Regions from separate parts of the Homo sapiens genome. Here region 2 is linked to region 1. A link is a contact called in ENCODE Hi-C or POLR2A ChIA-PET data. All regions are on one chromosome and are shown on one strand. Each heading gives the region's core, a stretch centred on a gene start or an enhancer-like site at or near the end of the contact. The rest is flanking DNA. Distances are from core to core; before and after follow the strand shown. Region 1 holds the start of CFAP65-AS1 (CFAP65 antisense RNA 1). Region 2 overlaps NHEJ1 (non-homologous end joining factor 1).

Region 1 (6,314 bases), core at 1,473-3,972:
TATCACCCTCCCCCCACCTCCAAACCTGTCTGCCACCTAGAAATCACCTCTTTATCCTTTGCTGGGGCTAATTCCCACCCTAGTTTGGGGTGGGATGGGGCTGTTTTGCAGCTTCCCCCTTTCTCCATACACACGATGCCTCCCGCCTCTGGTCCCCTGAGCCCTAGCCCCATGAATCCACATCCCCAATCTCTCTCAGCGTACATCTCTTGTTATCTTGAATTGTCTCCATGTGTCTCTCTCTGTTCCTCTTCCCTGGTTTCTCTCTGGTCATCTCTGCCTCTGGTCTCGCTCTCACAGTCTAGGGTCTGCAGCCTCTGCAGCCCCTGGGATCTCCCCTGTGTTCTCACACCCCTCTTTCCTTCAGCCTATGCTCTTGGTCTCTTTCTCATCCTTCTCCATTTCTCTTCTGCTGTTTCTCAGCTGCTGCACTCCAACCGCTCAATCCCTTTTCCACTTCCCCCACTACCTGGTCCCTCCCCCACCCAGGGTGCTGACAGGGACGACAGGAAGCAGGCTCCAGCTTTGAGCAGGAGGGGGAGGGGGCCTGCCTCGTACAGCAGCTGCTGAGTGCCCCCCTCCCCATGCAGCCCCGCACCTGCAGGCCTGCCCGGCACTGGGAGACCCCGCCCTGTGGCAGCGGAGCAGCGGAGGAGGGACCTGGATGAGAGGCCAGATCCCTGGTAATGGCCAGCAACTGCAGTCTTAGGATGGATAGTGGGTGGGGGACTGGGGAAATTAGGCCCTGGGGTGAAGGGGCAGTAATTCTCAGTCACCAGGAAAGATCCCCGCCCACTGGGTGGCTGCCTCCTTCTCACCACCCTCCCCTCAAGGCTGTGTGTGTGTGTGTGTGTGTGTGTGTGTGTGTGTTTGGGAGGGGGTCATTCCAAGCAGAGATCTCTTTGTTGTGCAAACCCAGGATGTGGAATCCTGGCCCCTGACATGGTTGGGGAGGGAAGGGGAAGCCCTCAAAGACACAGGGAAGGTGCACCAGGACCATGCCAGGCCCCTGACAGGCAAATCTTTCAGTGCCAGGCAGAGTAAAGGGCTGGCCCAGGACAGAGCCTGGTCAGGGGGGCCAGGAGAGGGCTGCACACACCCTAGCCCAGGACCCAAGGACCTTCCCCTGCCCCTGGGGCTGCTCCACGAAGAGCCCTGCTGTAGTCCACCCTCTCCCTAAACCTGCCTGGGATCTGTCCAACGCCATCTCGCCCCTCCCCCTTCTCTCTCTGTGCCACGGACTCGGGCTCAGCAGATCCTTTGGGGCCTCTGGGTAGTTGGGTGACATAGGGGCACTAGAGCGGGTGGTGGTGGAGGGGACAATCCAGCACCTCTAGGAACATGCAGTTTGGAGGGACTTCTGACCCTGGTTCCCATCTCCCGGGGCTGCCTCTGCCTGAGCTGAGGGCCACCTACCTACCCCACCCCAGCTGATGGAAGCGAGGATGTGGGATTCTGAGGTTTGAGGAAGGTGGTGAACCGCTGTGCCTGGGGGCTTGTCCTTTTCAGTCAGTCTGACTGTCTCAGACGTTTTTAGACTGAAAGAGGGACCAAGGGAGTGTCAGGGAGTGACATCTCAGGATGTCAGCAGCACCACAGAGATCCGAGGAGTGGATTTGAGGCTCCATGGTGGCCCTCAGCTTCCCCCGCCCAGATTTTCCACACCTCAGCCTTGGCTCCAACTCCGTGAGGGCCTGCATCTTCCCCAGCATGACCAGGAGCCCAGGAACCGGGACAGGAGGCTGGGGAGGGCCTAGCCCCTGCGGGAGGCCAGACCAACCGTTCACTGAGCAAATGGGAAAACCAAGAGGCCGGGAAATGACTTGCCCAAGGCCATAGAAGTCGCGGGGACAGAGGCGGACTAGAATCCGGGTTTCCACCTCCAGAAGGGTTTCTGTTCTGGGCCACGGCCCCCTTCGCCACCCGCTGGAGCCGGCTCAGCCCGTATTACGACGCAGAATGGAGCCTGGCAGCCCAGAAGCTGCGGGCAGGGCAAGGCAGGGCGGGTGGGGCCGGATGGGAGCCGGATCTCCCCTGGAGCGGCGCACAGCCTCTCCCACCCGTACGGTTGAGATGGCGGTGGCGGTGGCGGCGGCAGGTGCCTGCGTGGCGATCAGGCCGGCCCCCGGGCTGGTGCTGAGAGGCCGCCCCTGCCTCACGCGAGCCGAACGAACAAAACGCTCAGGTCCGGTTTGTGCGAGGGGCTCGTCGCGGGGCGGGAGCGGAGGGCCCGGGGCCTGGCGGTCGCCCTCGGTGATCTCCTGGTCCTGGTCTTCCGCGAGCTCAGTGCTGCACAGCGCCCCGCTAGCCTCCGCCCTCACCTGAACGCATCTGCGGCTGACACGTCGGCGGCCGCGGCGGCCACCGCAGGTGCGCACCTGGCCCGCCCCTCCTTTCCCAGCCACCCTCCGCCCGGCTTTCCTGGCCCCTCCGCCCGGCCCAGCCTAGCTTGGCTTCGTCCCCAGCCCACGCCTTGGAGCTTGTCCCGGAGCCCGGGCTCCGTGTGCTCTTATACTGCCTGTTCAGTCCCCGCCCCCAGACACACACACTCACACCTGTCCAGGCGCCCGTTTGCTCGGGGCAAATATTGACTCATGGAGGCGGAGCGCTCCCCCCTCCCCCGCCCGGGCTCTGAGACCGGAGCTTCTCCGAGGCCTTGGTGGCGGGGGCGGAGGGGAGGGTGCTGGGGACCCTGGGCGCCTCTGGAACAACACCAGATGTCACTTTTCCACCCACCTGCCTCTGGGAGGGAGGAGCCGAGAAGCAGAGGACAGAAGCTCCCGGGCGGGGGTTAGGAGGAACCGAGAGGTGGGTATCCATCCTCGTCTGAGGACTGATTCACAGTGGGAGTCGCTTAGCAGGGTCTGTGGCCCGAAATCCAGTGGTGACCTCGACCCGCCCCAGCCTAGTTCCTGGCCCTCCGCGGCGTGCCTCAGTTCTTCCTCCCCAGCCTCTTGGGCACTCGGAGCTCGGCAAATGCTAAGGGGCTGGCCCTGGGGGTGCTAAGCCTCCGAGCAGGCGCGGCGCGGAAAGGTGAGGGGTGGCCGCCCTGCCCAGTGGACACCTGCTTCGCTGGCCAGGCCTGGCACTCAGTTACTGTGCACCAAGGTGCGCTGGGGCAAAGGCCAGCCAGGCCCCGTCCGGAGCGCCCTCCACTGGCCAGACCCGGTCCAGCGGCCGGCAGCTAGCGGCCAGGTCTCAGTCCAGCTGCAGTGTGGGCGGAGAGGTGCATCCTCCCGGGCCCTAAGTTCCCGCCGCGCCTCTGCAGTCCGCCCGGGCTGCTCCCTGCCATCCTTCCCTCTCAGAGCTCGCGCGCGCGTTCCCCCTCGTCGGGGAAATAAAGTCAAGGTAGATACAGAAAAAAGACTAGATGCTTTTACTGGCGGTGGAGAGGGGGCCAGGCGTGACCCCTAGCGGCATGTCGGAGAGGCTGGGCGCGGGCATTTACGGAAGGTCGGTAGGAAGTGGCACCACCGGGTGGAGTACCTCTGCTTGCTGCGTCGGCAGCAGCGTGTCCGGGGTCAGACTCCTGGAAGACAAAAAGTCCCAGGTAGGCGTGGGGGCGAGGCTTCGGGCAGAGCCTGGCTGCCCCCGTGGCCCCTCTCGCGCGGTCTGCGCGGCCGCTGGTCCCGGCGCCCTTACCTGGGCACGCAGAACGGCGGCAGGGCGATGACGCGTGGCCGCGAGGTGAGTACCACCTCCCCGCGGCTCGCCTCCACCAGGATGTTCTGGATCATGTTCTCCAGCAGCGCCTCCTGCAGGTTGGCGAAGGCCGGGAGCCTGCGAGGGGGCGGGGGCTAGCATGAGGGCGGCCGCAGTGCCCGCGCGCCTCCTCGCTCGCCTGTCCGTGCGGTACATTGTGCCGCGAGCTCTACGGAGATTCCCATTCGACTCCCCTCATCCACTACACTATGGGGCATTCTTGTTTCAATGTTACGGACGTTCCAAGTGTGGCTAAAAGATTCCAAGTTGCCAAATATGCTGCTGGTTTAAGGGGTGGGATTCAAACCCAGGCGATGTAGTAGGCATCTCAGGGCCAAGTTTAGAGAAAGGTAGGGAAGTGATGAGAGGGCGCAGAAGGGACTGGGTGGGGCCTAGGGAATCCCTACAATGACATAAATCATCTGTAGGGCAGCCCCGGCGGGAAGTCCCACCTGCAAGACAGGTGGTCCTTTTCTGGCTCTAGAAGCCCATTTACAAGACTTTGCAGACTATAACAATTCTCCTGGTAAGTTGGTAAATGTCAACAACTAGTTCTTAGAGAAAAAAGAATAAAGTTCAGTGTTGGTGCCGGGCGGATACTCCCACAGAGGCCTTAAGCTACCAACATGACCTCACTAAGCACTGAATTAGGATGAGATGTGCATACAGGCAGCAGCCATCCTTGGCATCCCACTGCCTCCTAGGAACCTTCTGCACTTCGCCTCCCTCCCGTCCTCACTGGGGCCTGGCTGCTCACCTTCTGATGGCCTCCTTCTCGTCCTGTTCTTGCTCCTCCTTCACCATGACATTCAGCTGCTGTTGCCACTGCCATTGCATGGACTCCTGGGACTCAGGCTGTGGTGTGGGCCCGATGCCCGCCCAGCTCACTTTCTCTTCCTTCTCATCCCTCTCCTCCTCCTTCTCCTCTATCTCCTCCTTGCCCAACTCCTCCTCTTCTGTCTCCTCTTCTTCCTCCTCTTCCTCCTCCAACTCTTCTTCTTCCTCTTCACCCTTCTCCTCCTCCCCCTCTTCCTTCTTTCCCAACCCTGGATAGTGCTCTGGTCTGTCTTCCTTCGGCTGCTTGCCCTTCCCATCCTCCCAGCTGCTGGAGGGTACAGGCAGGATTGGCATTAAGTACAGGCTGTTTTTCTGGTCCATGAACTTAGTTGACTGCTCATTCCAGAATTGGCGGAAGTACGGCACCTGCTCCACCAGGCTTTGGTCCACAGCCTCATGGAAGTTCTTGTCTTCCAGCAGGCCCCTAGGTGGCAGGGAGAAGGAGAAGGCCCTTGCTGAGGGGCCCTGAAGCCCCTGGGGAGCCCTGGCTTCAGAGCTAGGTTCTAGGTGGGAAAGGGGCTGCTAGGTGGGGAGAGGGGAGCCCTTGGTCAGTTGTTCCTCCTGTCCCTTCTTTCAAGGAAGACATCTTTGAGCCTCATGGATTTTTAGAAGCGAACATGGTATGCTGGAGGCAGGGCAGGTCAGATTCACACACATGATGGGCAGGAACCCTGGGGAGATAGTGGACTGGCTCCAGACTCATCTGCCAGCCCTGGAATGGGGCAGAACTCAGGATCCAGACCTGAGAATCCCTCCAGCCAGCTCCATCAGAGCCCCACTGTCCTGGGGTGGGGGGGCCGGGGGGGGGGACCGTGGTGGGATCTTGCAAAGAAGTTCTGTTTCTTTTTTTCTTTTCTCTCTCTCTCTATTTCTCTCTTTCTTTCTCTCTCTTTCTCTCCTCTTTTTTCTTTCTTTCTTTCTTTCTTTCTCTCTCTTTCTTTCTTTCTCTCTTTCTGTCTTTGTCTCTTTCTTTCTTTCTCTTTTCTTTTCTTTTTTTGAAAAAAAGCTCTGTCTCCCAGGCTGGAGTACAGTGGTGTGATCATGGCTCACAGCAGCCTCAACCTCTCAGTTAATTAAGCTAATTAATGGTCTCAAGCAATCCTCGCACCTCAGCCTCCAAAGTAACTGGGACTGCAGGCATGCACCACCATGTCCAGCTAATTTTTGTATTTTTTGTAGAGATGGGGTCTTGCTATGTTGCCCACGCTGGTCTCAAACTCCTGGGCTCAAGCCACCCGCCCACTGCTGCCTCCCAAAGTGTTGGAATTACAGGCAAGAACCTCCATGCCCCACCAAGTTCTATTTCTCAAGAAAGGAAGAGTGCTGGAATGTAAGGGGCTCTGGCTGAATGAGCTGGAGGGATGCGAAGGTGGCAATGAGGGCCCAGGGTGTGAGCTGGTACCTGATTATTGTGGTGAGAATGTCAACCAGGAGCTGCTTCTTCTGCTTGGAAACAGGGCCCCACTTGTTAGGGGATTTTTCCTCAGAAGTCTCTGACTCTTCCCTGGGGGCCTTCCTCTTTGGCAGCTCCCTGTGGCAGCCATGACATTCTGAGTGGCCTGGGCAAGCCACCATGCTGGGGTTGGGGGCACAAGCAGTGGTGGTAGCTGCCCAGTGATGAGGACACAGATGAGTTTGAGGCACTCCCAGCCTTAACCCAAATGTAGTGCTACTGGGTTCAGAGAACCAAGCTCAAACCCTCAGAGTTAGCACGGGAGCTAGAGAGACTCCCAGTTGGAAAAAGAAGGAACAAAGAGGGGTAGGGGCTGCCTAGG
Region 2 (6,314 bases), core at 1,997-4,496, 69 kb after region 1:
TTAATTTTTTTTTTTTTTCTCCTGAGACAGAGTCTTGCTCTGTCGCCAGGCTGAAGTACAGTGGCACTATCTCGGCTCACTGCAACCTCCACCTCCTGGGTTCAAGTGATTCTCCTGCCTCAGCCTCCAGAGTAGCTGGGACTACAGGTGTGTGCCACCACACCCAGCTAATTTTTGTAATTTTAGTAAAAACGGGGTTTCACCATGTTGGCCAGGATGGTCTTGATCTCTTGACCTCGTGATCCACCCGACTCAGCCTCCCAAAGTGCTGGAATTACAGGTGCGAGCCACCTCACCTAGCTCCCATACTTGAAAAATTTGAGAGGAATGCTGGGTGTGGAGGCACTTGCCTATTGTCCCAGCTACTCAGGAAGTTGAGGTAAGGAGATTGTTTGAGACCAGAAATGTGAGACCAGACCGGGCAACTTAGTGAGACCCCATGGGGGAGAAAATAAAAAAAGAAACAATTTGGGGGAAAGAATCTATCTTTTAAATATCAACTTTGGGCTGGGCCTAATGGCTTTCCTTGAGCCCAGGAAGTTGAGGCTGCAGTAAGCCATGATTGTGCCACTGCACTACAGCCTGGGCAAATGAGTGAGATACCTTGAAAGTAAATAAATGGAAAATTTAAAAATAAAGGGGAAATTTAACACAGTGATATTTTCAGCAAAAGGCAGAGAAGACTCCTCACTAGGACACCCAGCTTGTGAGGCGACTGACTTCGAGTTTGTACTTGGCTGTCATGCACCCGGGATGCACCAGGCACAAGTCACAGCCACACTGTTTTTGGAGGTGTCACCAGTCAACGAGGTGAAGTACAGTGAGGCCCCAGTTCCTGCACTATGGACTAGTGAACAGTCAAAGTGTGTGTGCATTTTTAGGGATTGACAAATGAAAATAGCAGAACTGTGCCAAACGAAACGATTTAATCTGTTCATATAGGGTAGGGGTGGAGCAACAGCAGAGAACACTTCAGGGTTTCTCACCTAGGGTGCTCTGTGATGACTCAGGGACTGGCCTGGCTCCTTTGGGTCATTCATCAAAGCCATTTTGAAGCAAGGACTGCTTAGTAGGAGCTGAGCTTTCCACCAGAAAGACAACTTAGGAAATAGCTCCTGGCTGTGAGAACCTAAGAGGTATGCATGGTTCTGGATGGGAATCTCAAAGATGATGGCGGTCATCAAATGGAACTGAAGCAGGTAGAGAAAGTGGTTTCAAAAGGATCTAAAGATGACGGAAAACATTTCAACAGTTAAACCACTTAGATAACTAATAGGAAGAATTCACTGGGAAGAAAAATCCCCACGGGAAGCTCCAGAGAATGGGCTATATTGCTGACCAGGAAGGGAGATATAGGAAGCCTATAAAGTTGGCTTAAACCTCATGTTGATTAAACCTCATGGTGTTCACAGACTTGAGCTGCAAGTGAGAAAATCCAATGGGAAAACATTCCAGATTGCTATAAAGCAATTCAAGGGAATGGCACTGGCTTGTAGGAAATGTATTGGGAATGAGATAGAGAAATCCACATTCAACAAGAAACAGGAATCATTAAACATGCATTAACTCAAATTATATACTTATTGACTGCACTGAGTGCTTATTCACTATCACCACCAACAGGGGCATTATGCTCCTTGCTGAATGGCCACAAACTGCCTGTGTTCAATAAGCCCACAATCTGCCACAGCCTCCGGAGTACCTGGGACTACAGGCGCACATCACCACACTAATTTTTTTTTTATTTTTATTTTTGAGATGGAGTCTTGCTCTGTCGCCCAGGGTGGAGTGCAGTGGCACGATCTCAGCTCACTGCAGCCTCTGCCTCCCGGGTTCCAGCGATTCTCCTGCCTCAGCCTCCTGAGTAGACTAGCTGGGATTACAGGTGTGCGCCACCACATCCAGCTAATTTTTGTATTTTTAGTAGAGATGGGGTTTCACCATGTTGGCCAGGCTGGTCTCAAATTCCTGACCTCAGGTGATCCACCTGCCTCAGCCTCCCAAAGTGCTGGGATTACAGGCGTGAGCCACTGCGCCTGGCCCACCACGCTAATTTTAAAAATGTTTTGCAAAGACAGGGTTTCGCCATGTTGCCTAGGCTGGTCTCAAACTCCTAGCCTCAAGCAATCCTCCCGCCTCAGCCTCCCAAAGTGCTGGGATTACAGGCGTAAGCCATGGAGCCCAGTCTTAAATTTCCCCTTTAGCACAATCCAGACACTCAATCTTTTCTTTCTTTTTTTTTTTTAATTCAAAATACCATTGTACAGCTTATCCTTCTGAAATGATCTATTCCCTTTGTCTTGCTATTCTAACTATGTAAATTTTCCTGCCAGATTTAATTCACACCTATGAAAGAGGGCAACACAACAGACATTACCACTATCAGAAAACCACTCAAGTAGGGCCATCAGTATCACCTTCAAATGTCATCACACCGTTATTAGTATTGCTGTTATCTATGAAACAAAATCTAAATTATTACCAGCTCTGCCTTCCACAACTAGTGCCTCCCCATTCCTCTCACGTGACAGGACGCCCTGAAATCCCCGCTAGGCAACAATGCTAAATGAAACTGGCAGTCTTCCCTTCTCATGTGGCATCAGGCTTTTTCTGTCTTGAGTAAGGGCTGTCTTTACCATGCATGATTCCCAACAGCACTGCTCTTGATCCCTGAGTGGAGACCCACACCCTGTGGGGCTTCCCTACCAGCTCCAACCCCTTTCACCATCCCCTGCTCAGCCTTCAAGGCCTGAGGTAGGAGGGAAAAGCCAGGATGAAGTGCCAGTCAAAAGGATCACCCTTCCCCTACTCCATTCTCCCCTCTCCTGTCACCCATTTCTGACTGGCCGTCAATCCTATCAGGGGTCCATAAAGCTAGGAGGACTCTGGCCCGGGAGAGGGGGGTAGGGGTTAGGCAAACAGGCCAGGGAGGCCGTTGGTTGAAATTTAACCACAATATTCTCGGTCTCTATTGTTTTGAGTGAGGCCCAATATTTCCACAGCAGGATTATAGGATCTGATTAACCATGTTAGACAACAATGCCGAGCTGGGATGGGCTTCCCCTTCCAGCTGCCAATATGAAAAAGTAAATACAACACATTTCAGAAGGGACTCCCAGCAGCCCCTGAACCCTACTCCCCAATTCTAACTCTGCTACTGTTTTGGGCCCCAGAGTAAGGGCAGAGAGGAAGAGTGTGGCACTGCATGCTCCTTTAACTACTGGCCCTTGGCCCAGCAGGACAAGTAATCCTAGCACAATCTTCCCAGGTGAGTCAATGGCTGTGTGCTCCCCACACCCTGGAGCTCTTCCAGTGCTTCTTCCGGGTTCCCCTGGTAGGCTGGCCCAGATTCTTGAGAACCCATAAGAGTTGGGTGCTGAGTGGGTGGAAGGATAGCAAAATCTGTTGGGCTCCAAATAGAGAAACTGAGTGGGGTGGGACTTAATAGCTCAGAAGAGTGATGAAGCCTTTGCTAGAATACTTGGGTGCTACCTAATGACTTCCTATGTGCTAGGATAGAGAACTGAGAGCCCAGAGCTGAGAGGATACATAAAAGGCCACCACAAAAAAAGTCTCAGAAGATGGGATGAAAGATCAAGAAAGATGGACTTCTAGATGTTCAAATAGAGAAGGATTCCCTATGGTCCCTCTTCCTCACATAAGACAAGCTACCTCATACCCTCCATGCACTGGATGTTCCGCTCATGGTGAGATCTTCTGAGGCCTTGGCCAAGAACACAAGGAAAAAACATAGAGCAATGAGCTGCCCTGGACAAGAGCACCCTGTAGCAGCTTCCAGGGCATCAATGCAGCTGGGAACCCCCCTCCTATAAAGTATGGGCTTCCTTCTCTTCCTGCATTCCCCTCTGTATCTAAGGGCCTAGTGTAATCCATTACAATTTTGCTAGCCCATACATTTATGGATATTAGTAACAGAGACGAGGAACCAAGGTTCTTGAGCTCTGAGTTTGGTGGCTTCCTTGCAGTATGTCACTTATTCCTTTCTAACAGTTTTTTCTTCAAGAAAAATTAGAAGACAGAAACTACTTCACAGTAGAGCTTAGAAAAACATATCCTGATTGTATCAAAACCTAGTTGACATAAAATTATATTTGTTAATGGTATAATATCCCTGAAGTGATATTTTCTGAGTTAGGGTTAAAACTGACCCTGTTCTCAAAGAGTATAACCTAATGAAAGGATGAAAACAGAAAAGTGCACAGGAAGTGTGTCTATTAACACAGTCTACATTAACAGCATAAGCAGAACAGACAAAGTGAGCTTACCATATCATGAGGAAGGGCTATTAAGAGAATTTAGGCTTACTCTATACTCTCTGGAGCGAATCTGTGTAGTTTTGTAAGTAGGAGAAAATGAGAGACAGAATAAACAGAGAGAGGAAAATGCTCCTAGTGACAATGTAAGGAACGAAACCAGGAGGAGCAGCACAGCCTTTTCCATTCCCCACTCCTCCCGCCAGCTTTGTACAGAGTACACAAGGGGCCCCTGCTTATCTCCCAACAAACGTGGGCTAAGGAGGAGGTAAGGGCTTGGGAAAATGGGAGGTCTAAGTGAAAAGGAAGGAAAGAAAAGGGAGTCCAAATGTACCGCTGGATAAAAACGAGCAGCAGTAGGGCTGAGTATCAAGAGATGTGAGCATCTCTCCTTCCCCCAGTGCTCACTGTGGGTGCGCTACACCAGGCCTGTGGAAGGATTTTGGTCTCAACAGGCTAGACTCTTTCCAGTTCAGAGCATAGAAGCACAGATCTCACTCTTCGCCACCTTACACCATAGGAATTCGCTTCTCAGGAATCAGGGAAAGATGGAGACTAGAAGCTTTCTTCCTGCCTTCTCAATAACTTTACTATCCCTTGGAAATCCTCCTTGATCTGGGAGACTGGCTGCCTGGTGACAAGAGAAGAGAATGACCCTAGTGATATCTTTTAGGACCCAGCCTGAGCTCTGCTTTTAAGGGTTGCTGGGGAAGCCCCCACTGAGGCATGAGAAAAGGAGGTGCTACCCAGCTAGAGTGGAAAGGGATGAGGCTTTCTCTCCAAGCAGGGAGCATGCCTGTCCTAGCTAACTATGGGGGACCAGCCGGCAAGGCCAAGTAGGCCTTGCAATCTAGGTGGCGCTATTTCTCTACTTTTTAGGTCAAGTTCCTGCAGGAACTTCCTCGAGGTCCCAAGTCCTGCTCCTGGTTTGCTGGCTTGCTCGTGTAAACCACCTTATATTATTTTTTTTTCTAAAAATACTCCAAAGCAATTGAAAGAGTCCCTTCTCCCACCAGCCAGCCCTGGCCCCAGCCCCAGCCCCGGGGAGCGGGCGGGTAGGCGGGGAGGTGGGCCACTGCTTTATTAAACACAGGGAAAACTAATATTTACGGAATAAAATTTATGGAGCAGCCACGAGAATTCGACCCTTTTATGTGCATGTAGAGTGGGGGTTGGGCCAGGCTGGGGGCCTCAGGGAGGGGCCCAAGCCAGGGGGCAGGGCTGGAATACAGCCTGGCTAGGCCAATTTGTCAAAGCAGGGATTTCCCTGGAGTTGCCTTAGGATGAATGATTCTCAACCACTACCCCTAGCTTTGCGGGGTAAGGGCTTCGGGGCAAGAATGCCTGTGGCAGGGCCTCTGGTAGCAATGTTTCTCTAACAACGTATTTAAGCAATACCCCAATGGAGACAGCAACCTTTGGGGATGATGGGGGCAGTGGATGGAAGGTTACTAGCTATATTCTTACTTAACCTTTTTAGAAAGTCACACATTCTTTTTGAGAACATCAACAAAATTTTGCTCTTAAGATTTTACCTACAATTTTGAGGGATTCACAGGCCTCTGGCCCCGCTGTGATGAAAAATGTCTTGAGTCTGTGCTGTTACAGTACAGGGAATGCCCAGGGTGAAGAACCGGTATTTTCTCCAAGCTTGCAGGGGAAGCCTTTCCATTTTCCATGTGCCTTGTAGATACTGAAATCTGACTATCTAAATTATGCTGAAAAGAAACGAAAGATCGGCCAGGCACAGTGGCTCAAACGTGTAATCCCAGCACTTTGGGAGGCCGAGGCAGGTAGATCACCTGAGGTCAGGAGTTCGAGACCAGCCTAGCCAACATGGTGAAACCCTGTCTCTACAAAAAATACAAAAATTAGCCGGGCTTGGTGGCAGGCATCTAATCCCAGCTACTCGGGAGGCTGAGGCAGGAGAATCACTTGAACACAGGAGGTGGAGTTTGCAGTGAGCCAAAATTGTGCGATTGTACTCCAGCCTAGGCAACAAGAGCAAGACTCCATTAAAAAAAAAAAAAAGTAACAAAA

The links. A loop is a pair of places that touch in the nucleus more often than their neighbours do. ChIA-PET counts read pairs that join two places held with the same protein, here RNA polymerase II (POLR2A).
Region 2: a loop to region 1 is called in a map of breast epithelium, with 14 times the contacts of the local background. The contact joins the enhancer-like site here to the promoter of CFAP65-AS1 in region 1. A Hi-C loop is called at or near these places in 2 of 168 maps with a recorded cell type or tissue (Caco-2 and breast epithelium). POLR2A ChIA-PET finds 5 or more read pairs at or near these places in 2 of 52 experiments (Caco-2 and PC-9).

Annotation. Positions count from the first base shown.
Region 1 is chr2:218,999,493-219,005,806 of GRCh38, forward strand. CFAP65-AS1 (CFAP65 antisense RNA 1) reads left to right here and starts at 2,723. Exons shown (of 3, transcript NR_046086.1): 1 at 2,723-2,808. It overlaps CFAP65 (cilia and flagella associated protein 65), which reads right to left. Exons shown (of 35, transcript NM_194302.4): 32 at 5,942-6,070; 33 at 4,460-4,963; 34 at 3,643-3,780; 35 at 3,354-3,529. The coding sequence ends at 3,445. MIR375 (microRNA 375) reads right to left here and starts at 2,216; the gene lies at 2,153-2,216. RefSeq lists enhancers at 69-1,052, 2,495-2,789.
Region 2 is chr2:219,068,450-219,074,763 of GRCh38, forward strand. NHEJ1 (non-homologous end joining factor 1) reads right to left here. Exons shown (of 8, transcript NM_024782.3): 8 at 908-6,314. LOC124906120 (a long non-coding RNA gene) reads left to right here. Exons shown (of 3, transcript XR_007088092.1): 3 at 668-1,573. Among named protein-coding and RNA genes, the nearest start is that of IHH, 11 kb to the left of the region's middle. Within about 2 kb of position 3,247, at least 3 of the 41 ENCODE cell types and tissues checked have a DNase peak (open chromatin) inside an H3K27ac peak, as active enhancers do.